3 separate regions of the Homo sapiens genome follow, and regions 1 and 2 are each linked to region 3. Evidence: chromatin contacts called from ENCODE Hi-C or POLR2A ChIA-PET data. All regions are on one chromosome and are shown on one strand. Each heading gives the region's core, a stretch centred on a gene start or an enhancer-like site at or near the end of the contact. The rest is flanking DNA. Distances are from core to core; before and after follow the strand shown. Region 1 holds the start of SLC9B2 (solute carrier family 9 member B2). Region 2 holds the start of METAP1 (methionyl aminopeptidase 1). Region 3 has its middle 140 kb from the start of LINC01218.

Region 1 (2,849 bases), core at 258-2,757, 2.1 Mb after region 3:
ATTCTTCAGCCTCAGCCTCCGGAATAGCTGGAATTACGGGCGTGCACCACCATGCCCAGCTAATTTTTATATTTTTAGTAGAGATGGGGTTTTACCATGTTGGCTAGGCTGGTCTCGAACTCCTGACCTCAGGTGATATGCCCACCTCGGCCTCACAAAGCCTTAACAAGTTTCTCTGGTGTGATAGGCACAAGAGTAACAAAGATGACTAAGATGCAGTCTGCCCTTTAAGGGATGGTCAGAGACTGATATGTGTTTACCAAAATCGTTTACTCTTCTGCCTGGGTCCATAGTACATTTCCAGTCTCCCTTGCAGGTCAGTGTGGCATGTGACTGAAGTCTGGTCAATGGCATGTGGACATAAATAGTATGTGATTTCCAGTCCTCACCCATAAGAAACAATCCTCATGCAATCCTCTAGTAGCTTTTCTTTTTCTGTCCGTTGCCTGGAAACTAAGGACTCCAAGGTCTTAGGGGATAGCAAAGCCATAATATAAAAGGAGTTTGGGTTCCTGAATAATTGAGTAGAAGGCCAACAGCTGAACACGTGAATGGACTTGACATGAACGAGAAATAAGCCTGAACTATGTTTAGTTACTGAGATGTTTTACTTTATCTCTTACAGCAGCTACTGCTGTCTTAAGGTTATATTCTTCAGTCAATAGCATACGATGATTCTTAGCACCTCGAGGATGCTAACCCAGTCCACAAAGGCAACACCCCCTCTGGTTAATCTGAGAACTAAAATAAAAGCAAGCAAGAAAACCCACGCCAACACCTTACAACAGTAAACAGACACGCGCCCGTCACCGGGTGTACAAACAGAAAAGGCTGGGCCCCTCGCTCGCGTCTCCGGTCCAGCAGGCCTACAGGGTACCCGCCGCTGGCGCTGGGTTTATTTTTACCCTTAGTGTCTCTGGGGCCTCTCACCTGGCAGTCTCCGGCGAAGTCGACCAGGCTCCGTCTGAACGATTAGGAAAGGGGCTGTGGGGGAGGCGGCGGAGCCCGGTCTAGCCACCGCGCTCTGGGGTTCCCGATTCGCGCATCTTCCCAGGCTGAGCCGGGAGGCTGCGTTGACTGCAGATAAACGGTCTCAGGGCGCGGCACCGCGTGTAGTCGGCCCCGCCTTTCGCACGAACCCGCTGGGCGACACCGCGCAGGGAGGTCCGACCCGTCGGCGCCGGTACAGGCTCCGGAGTAAGCATGGGTTGGTCCGGGGCCCGCAGCGGCAGCCCCGTGTGCCCTCCGCCGGGTTTCAGGTCCGGCGGCGCGGGTGCAGAGCCGCGTGCGATGCCTGGTGCGCGTGGCTTCCCCCGGAAAGGTGGCGCCAGGCCGACCATGGGCCCACGTCCCGGGGCCTCGGAGCGGCACCGCGCGGTCTTTCAGCTGCTTATCCTCCCTGGGCGGGTCCGCAGGCTTCTGGGGCCAGGACCAGCGAGCTCCCGGGAAAGCTTCCCGGAAAGCTTACCCAGAGAGCGCGGACCCAGGCGCCGAGTCTTCCCGGAGATGACGAGACACCGCGAGAGGAGCACAGCGCAGGCTCCTCGGGACTCCGCGGCGCAGGCCGGGCAGCCCGTTACTTGTTTTATCGTTCCCGAAACCAACCTCTAAGTTGTCTATCAGTCCTCCACCTTTTAGCTGTACCTCTTAGAAGTGTCTTCTCAGCTGCGGTGGGAAGATAGGATTCTTTCTTAAGGTGACCAATTAAATGGCCGGATAAAAGACTTGTTCTGCCCCCCTTTATCGCTTAACACCTGCCCTTCTTGTTGTATTTTAGATTTTTAACCCTTCTATCAGCAGTGTGATTCTATTTCATTTAATTCTCATTTCATGTTTGTGTCTTCCTTTTCTCTGTATTTCCTCTTGTGTGTGTTAAGACGCGCGCACCCCTTACCTGTTTTTCACTCCTGTAAGCAAGTGCCAATCTTAATCACCGCTTTTCAAGCAAGGGAGATTATCCTCAAATTTCTCCACCAGTCAGAAACCATTCATTCTTGTCTCTCAGGTCCTCTTTTGTGATGAACCTATTGGATAGGTTCCATCCAATACCCTTCTTCAGATCATCTGAAATGATTATTTTCCTAAACGGAACTCTTCCTCTCCTAAAGCTTGTAAAAATTTCTAGTGACATTCAGCTTCCTCTTACCACAGGAATGACATATATTTTTCCTTTTAGTCATATGTACTTCATTAATATATCACCTGATTTGATTAACATGACTTTGGAGAACATTGAATTTTTTGGCTAGATTTTACTTCGTTTTTATTGCTGATAGTGTTTATAAAAATGTTTTATAGTTTATGGTCGGCTGTGAGAAAGACTAACTCAGATCATTTGTTAATGTTGGAGCCCATTTTGTAGAATTCGTTGTGCATTTATTTAAAATTTATTTGTTCATAGCTATACATATATTATACATGTATACCTGCTCACAGCATAAAGTATTTCATGACATACTTGTAAGAGTCAGTGTTCTATGAATTCACTAGAGAAGTTACAGCATTTTGATTATGATACACGAAAAGAAACCCAAGTCATTTAGCTTAACTCCTTAATTTCATAAACCAGAAAACTAAAATCCAAGATAGATTGGGTGACTTGGTCTAGATCACAAACCAAAGTTAGCCATAATTCGGTAGTGTAGTGCCCGGTCCAAAACCTCATAGATAATCTTATAATCAATGGACTCTTTCTGAATGCTAGTCAAAATGTCCTTTTGTGTGAATTTTAATGTACCGTCATCAACTGCATGATATTCTTCCCCATACACAAAGTGTTATCTTTTTGTTGTCCATTTCAGAATTTTCCATGTTAATATTAAAGTTCTAGGAAAAAAGGCTAAGAATCA
Region 2 (2,928 bases), core at 410-2,909, 2.0 Mb before region 3:
AGCACCACTGCACTCCAGCCTGGTTGACAGGATGAGATGCTGTCTCAAAGAAAAACCAAACGACAAACAAAAAGTTGACATCATAGTAACTGAAGAAATCAGGTAAGTAAATTACTTTATATGGTATGGTGCAGTTTTTATTTAAAAAATATTTTATACATACATACATACTTATTGATTTTTTTCTTGTATACAAAAGTATATGTATGTATGCATGTAAACATTTCTATTACTTGATTTTATTACATCATTTTTACTGCTTATATTGCAAAACTAAGTTTTTTTTTTTTTGAGACATGGTCTTGCTCTGCCGTTTGGGCTGGAGTGCAGTGGCAGGATCATAGCTTACCATATCCTTGACTTCTCAGGTTCAACAGATCCTCCCAGCTCAGCCTCCTCAGTAGCTGGGACTACAGGCGCCTGCCACCATGCCCGGCTAATTTTTTAGTTTTTAGTTTTAGTTTTTGTAGAGACGGGGTTTTGCCATATTTCCACCCTGGTCTCGAACTCCTGGCCTCAAAGAATCCGCTGGCCTTGGTGCCCTGGATGCCCTGGCCTCTCAAAGTGCTGGGATTGATTACAGGCGTCAGCCACCGCTCCTAGCCAAAACAAAGTTCTTAAAAATAAAAGTAGTATGAGCTTTTCTGGTGTATTAAGTACGGAGAAGTTAAAAAAATACAATAACAAAGTTCACAGCCTTTTGTGATCAGTAAATGTTAGTTTTTCGCTCTTCCCTAGTGACAAGGAGGCACTCAAGCATGAGTTACAACACAACCGACCTGGAATACAGCTGAAAAGATTGAAGCAACAGGTTCGCAGGGGAAGGCCTTTACAGCTTCTTTCGACTCTGACATTTCAGGATCAGCACAATTCTCCCCTATTTACTGCTGAAGCAATCAACTGGGATTATACAAAAAAATTATTTGTATTGAATACCTGACAGTTGTGTTACTATTACTAGCACTATCGGTTTTGAAGGGGAGGTGGTGGTGTGTGGAAAAAAAAAGTCTGGCAGGAGGGAGGGCAGATGTGAATCCCAGCCCACCGTCCCGTTGACAGCTCTATGGCTCTCCTTTCTGTGAATGAGCGGTGGTCCTTAGGCCTCAGACCCGACAATGTCAGTGAGAAACAGAACTTAACCCAAGGGACTGTTCTCCAAGGAGCGGCGGGGGAATCCAACGCAGAGGAGCGCAGCGCCCTCTCTAGCCTCCTGCGGGTGTCGGGGATGATCAGGGCTCCTGGGTGTTCGTCAGTGAAGACGACTGTCTTATCTGACTGTAGGCACAGAGAGTGCGCCGCGAGAGGGCGGCTCCTCACCGTCAGGCGCCGGCAGGTCGCGTTCTCTGCTGGCCGACGCCCGAAGGCGCCGAATGGGGGGGCCCTGCCGAGCTCCCTTACAGCCCCAATGTGCGCGCCGCCGGGAGGCTTGGGCACGCAGGCACCGCCGGCGGGGGGCGGGGCGAAGCCGGCGGGGCGGGGCACCAGCTGCGCGCGCGGGGCGGGGGCGGGGCCGGGGCGGGGCGCGCTGCGTGGTCCCGGCCGGCCCTGGCTCCTCCCCCTCCCGCGCCCAGGCCAGCGGCGGGCCCAGCTCCTCCCCCGACTCGGTCTCTCTCCCCTCCCCTCCGCCCGGCAGTTCCTCCCTCCCGCCGCCGCCTCTTCCTCGGTGAGGCGCTCTTCCAGCGGGCAGGCAGCATGGCGGCCGTGGAGACGCGGGTGTGCGAGACAGACGGCTGCAGCAGTGAGGCCAAGCTCCAGTGTCCCACTTGCATCAAGCTGGGCATCCAGGGCTCGTACTTCTGCTCGCAGGTAGGCGCCCGCTGCCCCGCGGATATGCCGCCGCTGCGGGACCCCTCCTCGCTTCTCCCCTGCTGGCTCCTCCCGCCCTTGCGGCGAGTCGGGACGCGCTCCTCCTCTTCCCCCCGGCCGCGTTTCCTCCTCCCCCCACCCGCGTCGCCACCGCCCCCTCCTGCCTCCTGGGGTCCCTGGGTCCTCGGGAACCGCGCTGGGCTCACGCGGGGGCGGGGGCGCCACCCGCCGCGGCCATGTGGGCTGGGGCGGAAGCGGGCTGTGCGGGGTCGCGTGGCCGCGCTAGACCTCCGCGTTCTGGGGCCGGTTCCCCGCGCTGGGGCGGGGGCCGCCAGGTGTGCGGGCTGCCGGAGGCAGGTAGCGGCGCCGGGAAGGAGGGCAGCCCGAGCGTCGCGAGCCTCCACATCCGCAGCACCGGCGGGGCTCGGGTCTGGGCGCTGGAGGCGCCGGGCCGTCCGTCGGGTCCCTGCGGGGTGGGGGGCTGAAGCTACCTGCCGGGCTCTGAGAGATGGGTGGCCCGAGGACCGTCGGAGTCGCAGAGAGGAGGAACGCTAGCTAGCTCCAGCCCCACTTCTTTGTGCTTTACTACCGTGCTTTGACACTTAAGCAACTTTGGGGGTGGGGAAGGGAGAGGTCTGTGTAATTCATTCTTTTCTTTCGGTATATAAAATTATTAATTTACAAAACTGTAAGCTAACGGGATGAGTCACCTGTGACTGAATTTCCCAGAGTGAAAAGGACAGTTCCATTGAGGGTTAGGCGTGAATGCTGTAGTGTATTTTAAGTTTTGTGCAGTAGAGCAAACCCAGCGTTGAATGGGGTCCAGACTGAAGCGTGTGCTCGTGTTTCTGTTTACTGAAGAGTACTAGTGTTGCTGCTGCATTTCGAGACCCAGGATGAGGGCTGGGCGGCAATAGTATGGCTCTTAGTTACAGTCCAGGTTTAGTGAAGAGAGGCACATGAATATTCAAATATTAAATTGGTAGCGTCCTGTGGGGAGGAGAGCCGGAATAAAGAGAAGGCCTGATTGGGGCCCTGCCCTTGCCAGTTATTGTGCGATCTTGAATTAGTAAAGTTACTTAATCTTTCTGAGTTCCAGTGTTACACTGTACAGAGGGGATG
Region 3 (2,909 bases), core at 390-2,889:
CCCTTGTTGTTTCTACCACTTTAAAATTACAAAGTCATAAAATTTGTCCAATCCTTATTAGACTCTTACATGGAAAGATTCACCTTAGCCAAAATAAATATAAGTAGCCAGGCGCAGTAGCTCACACCTGTAATCCTAGCACTTTGGGAGGCCGAGGCGGGCAGATCACGAGGTCAGGAGATCGAGACCATCCTGGCTAACACAGTGAAACCCCATCTCTACTAAAAATACAAAAAAAATTAGCCAGGCGTGGTAGCGGGCGCCTGTAGTCCCAGCTACTCGGGAGGCTGAGGCAGGAGAATGGTGTGAACCCGGGAGCGGAGGTTGCAGTGAGCCGAGATCACGCCACTGCACTCCAGCCTGGGAGACAGAGTGAGACTCCATCTCAAAAAAAAAAAAAAAAAAAGAAAAAGAAAAAGAAAGAAATATATCATAAGTATTATTCTTTTGTCCTCCCCATCTAGATTTACTATGCCTCTGTCAAGGTAGTGGTTACATTACTGTGGTAAGCAATGAATTCAGTTTCGTCTTATTTATAGGCTACTTTGGTAGTATTTTCCAGTAGTGAAACAGTGTTGCATGAGGAAGTGATGCCAGGAGCTGTGACCATCCTTGCAACCACAAGGACGGAAGCCAATAGAAGAATAGTGTGAGAAGGATAGAAACAGCCTCAGTCCTTAGTGATGCTGTTGAGCCACCAAACTAACCTTGGGTCCTCGAAGTCGCAGATGTCCTTGTCTGGGAATTGTAAATGTCTCTGTGGTTTGAACCCAGTTAGGTATTTTGTTACTTGCAGCCGAAATACCTCCTGATACAAACACTGATTTGGCTCCATCTTAGCTTCTCATTCTCATCACTTTTTGTGCCCCACCCCTCCTTTGCTTTCACCAAGTGGTCAACATATCACTATTTTTCTGGATCTTTTCCTCTGCTCTCACTTTTTCCTCTCACACTGGAGCCCCCTCTATGCCTGCCCCCTCTGCAGCCTCTCCAGCTTTCCTCTAGGTAGGAAGATTCCAACCAAGTCAGCTTTGCCTAGGTTTTTCTGACTACACCTACCTTCTCAGCCGCCCACCACACTCACAGGTGCTCACACACGCATACACAATCTTCACCTACGGAATATCTGAAGCACTCATTTGACTCTGCATGCTGCTGAATACAACAATAACTGAAGTTTACTGAGTGCCTACTTTCTGCCAGGCACCATGCCTACTACTTTATTTGCATCATCCCTTTTGAAACCCGTGAAAAGCTTATGAACTAATTACTGTCATTGCCTTCATATCACCAGGGAGAAAATGAGATTTAAAGAAGCTTAGTTTCTCAAGTTCACACAGACATCTAATAAGTATCAGAGCTATAAAAATTCCAACCCAGGCCTAACTGTAGGCCAGGACTGGTGTCAAGAACCCTATACAGAAGTGAGTACATGTGGCACACACATTGATTTATTTTCACTGCCACTGCATATTGTGAGAGACTAGATTTTTGTCTTGAATTTCACTGTACTCCTTTCTCTGCCACAGGCCTAGTAGAAATAGCTACACAATAATGCACCCAGTTGATCAGGTGGTAGTCCTCTCCCCAAGCACTCTCACATTCTCCAGCTGTGGCCTTCCCTTCTCTATAAACACAGCTATCTTTATTAGTCTGTGACTAGCCCTGTCAGAAACATATGAGTTAAATTTTACTAAGATGTTAATAGCTGACAAAGGTTGGTGGTTTCCTTCTCTGATTTGTATCTTAAAAAAAAAAAAAAAAGATTTTTAGAGAAGGTGTTTTGAACTCAAAGGAATGACTCATGGTAAAACTTCCGGAAGGTAAACAGTGTTGAATATATATTCAAAAGGCATTTTGTGAGCAAATTCTGGCAAGCTGATGGTGATAATGGGTGTGGTTGTTATGGTAAGGTAGGGTGGTGTGAAATAAGCAATCTTTTCAATATGAAAGCATTCCATTCTCTTCAAGGCACAGGCAACTTTTTTCATTGATTCTTCACCAGGAATCTCCAGATACTCCACCACCACTTATCTCCTTTTTCTGGGTGAAGTCTAATACACTAAAACAACAACAACAACAACAAAACCACCGCTTTCTTCTCATAACCTTTTCAGTTGTGAATGTTGTATTACATACTTAAATAATTCCCACATTTTTGTGTAAATTCATATCCATTAAACAACTATAAATGAAAATTAAATTAATCATACATAATCTTGTGTAACAGCCGTGTTAAGCAGTAAAATATTTGCCTGTGCTAGAAAATCTGTAGAAATAAAAATATAGAACTGAAATTTAAGTTAGCTTTAGAAATAAATTGGACTAGGTTTCTCAAACTTGTCTGATCCACAAGAATTTTGGTGGATGCTTATTAAAATGTAGGCTCCACTCCAGACCTTTGGGGACCAGGAAATTCTTACGAGAAAGAACAGGTAACATTGAACTGGGGTAAGTGTTTCAGCTGCTCTTCAATAATGGTTTGCCATTTGGAATCTGGGAGTGCCCACACCATAAGGTCATGCCAAAAAATATTTTATTTCTCCTTCCCTACCTCCCCTTCTTCCAAGAAACACTATGCCAGGCAGTGTTTCATCCTAAGAATGCAAAGATAGCAACAATGCTCACTGCAGTGCCAGACAGACAATAAACAATTACATGCAGTGGATTAAGTGTCAAAACGGAGGTAGTACAGGATACTGTGTGCTTAGAGAGGAGGAAATGACTCATTCCAGTATTTAAGACACATCTGAAATCTGCACATAGAAGATGCATGAATACAGACCCAGAGAATTGAGGAAGCCTGGTGTCTTCCGAACATTGTGAGAAGTCCACTATGGCCGAAGCTCAGGGTCAAGTTTGGGGTAGATGAGATTGGCAGGAATCAGATCGTGAATACACTTACATGC

What was found. A loop is a pair of places that touch in the nucleus more often than their neighbours do. ChIA-PET counts read pairs that join two places held with the same protein, here RNA polymerase II (POLR2A). Pooled maps may share reads with other maps.
Region 1: a loop to region 3 is called in a pooled map, with 13 times the contacts of the local background. The contact joins the promoter of SLC9B2 here to the enhancer-like site in region 3. A Hi-C loop is called at or near these places in 3 of 37 single-sample maps with no recorded cell type and 6 of 50 pooled maps.
Region 2: a loop to region 3 is called in a pooled map, with 6 times the contacts of the local background. The contact joins the promoter of METAP1 here to the enhancer-like site in region 3. A Hi-C loop is called at or near these places in 2 of 50 pooled maps. POLR2A ChIA-PET finds 5 or more read pairs at or near these places in 2 of 52 experiments (PC-9 and activated CD4-positive, alpha-beta T cell).

What each region holds. Positions count from the first base shown.
Region 1 is chr4:103,075,254-103,078,102 of GRCh38, forward strand. SLC9B2 (solute carrier family 9 member B2) reads right to left here and starts at 1,508. Exons shown (of 12, transcript NM_178833.7): 1 at 931-1,508. BDH2 (3-hydroxybutyrate dehydrogenase 2) reads right to left here. Exons shown (of 10, transcript NM_020139.4): 10 at 2,339-2,849. RefSeq lists a silencer at 1,168-1,277 and an enhancer at 1,388-1,507.
Region 2 is chr4:98,994,062-98,996,989 of GRCh38, forward strand. It overlaps METAP1 (methionyl aminopeptidase 1), which reads left to right and starts at 1,660. Exons shown (of 11, transcript NM_015143.3): 1 at 1,660-1,806. The coding sequence starts at 1,693. RefSeq lists enhancers at 1,102-1,151, 2,073-2,855 and silencers at 1,392-1,711, 1,872-2,331.
Region 3 is chr4:101,018,437-101,021,345 of GRCh38, forward strand. No RefSeq gene overlaps it. Among named protein-coding and RNA genes, the nearest start is that of LINC01218, 140 kb to the left of the region's middle. Within about 2 kb of position 1,640, at least 12 of the 41 ENCODE cell types and tissues checked have a DNase peak (open chromatin) inside an H3K27ac peak, as active enhancers do; they include PC-9, where a contact is called at or near this core.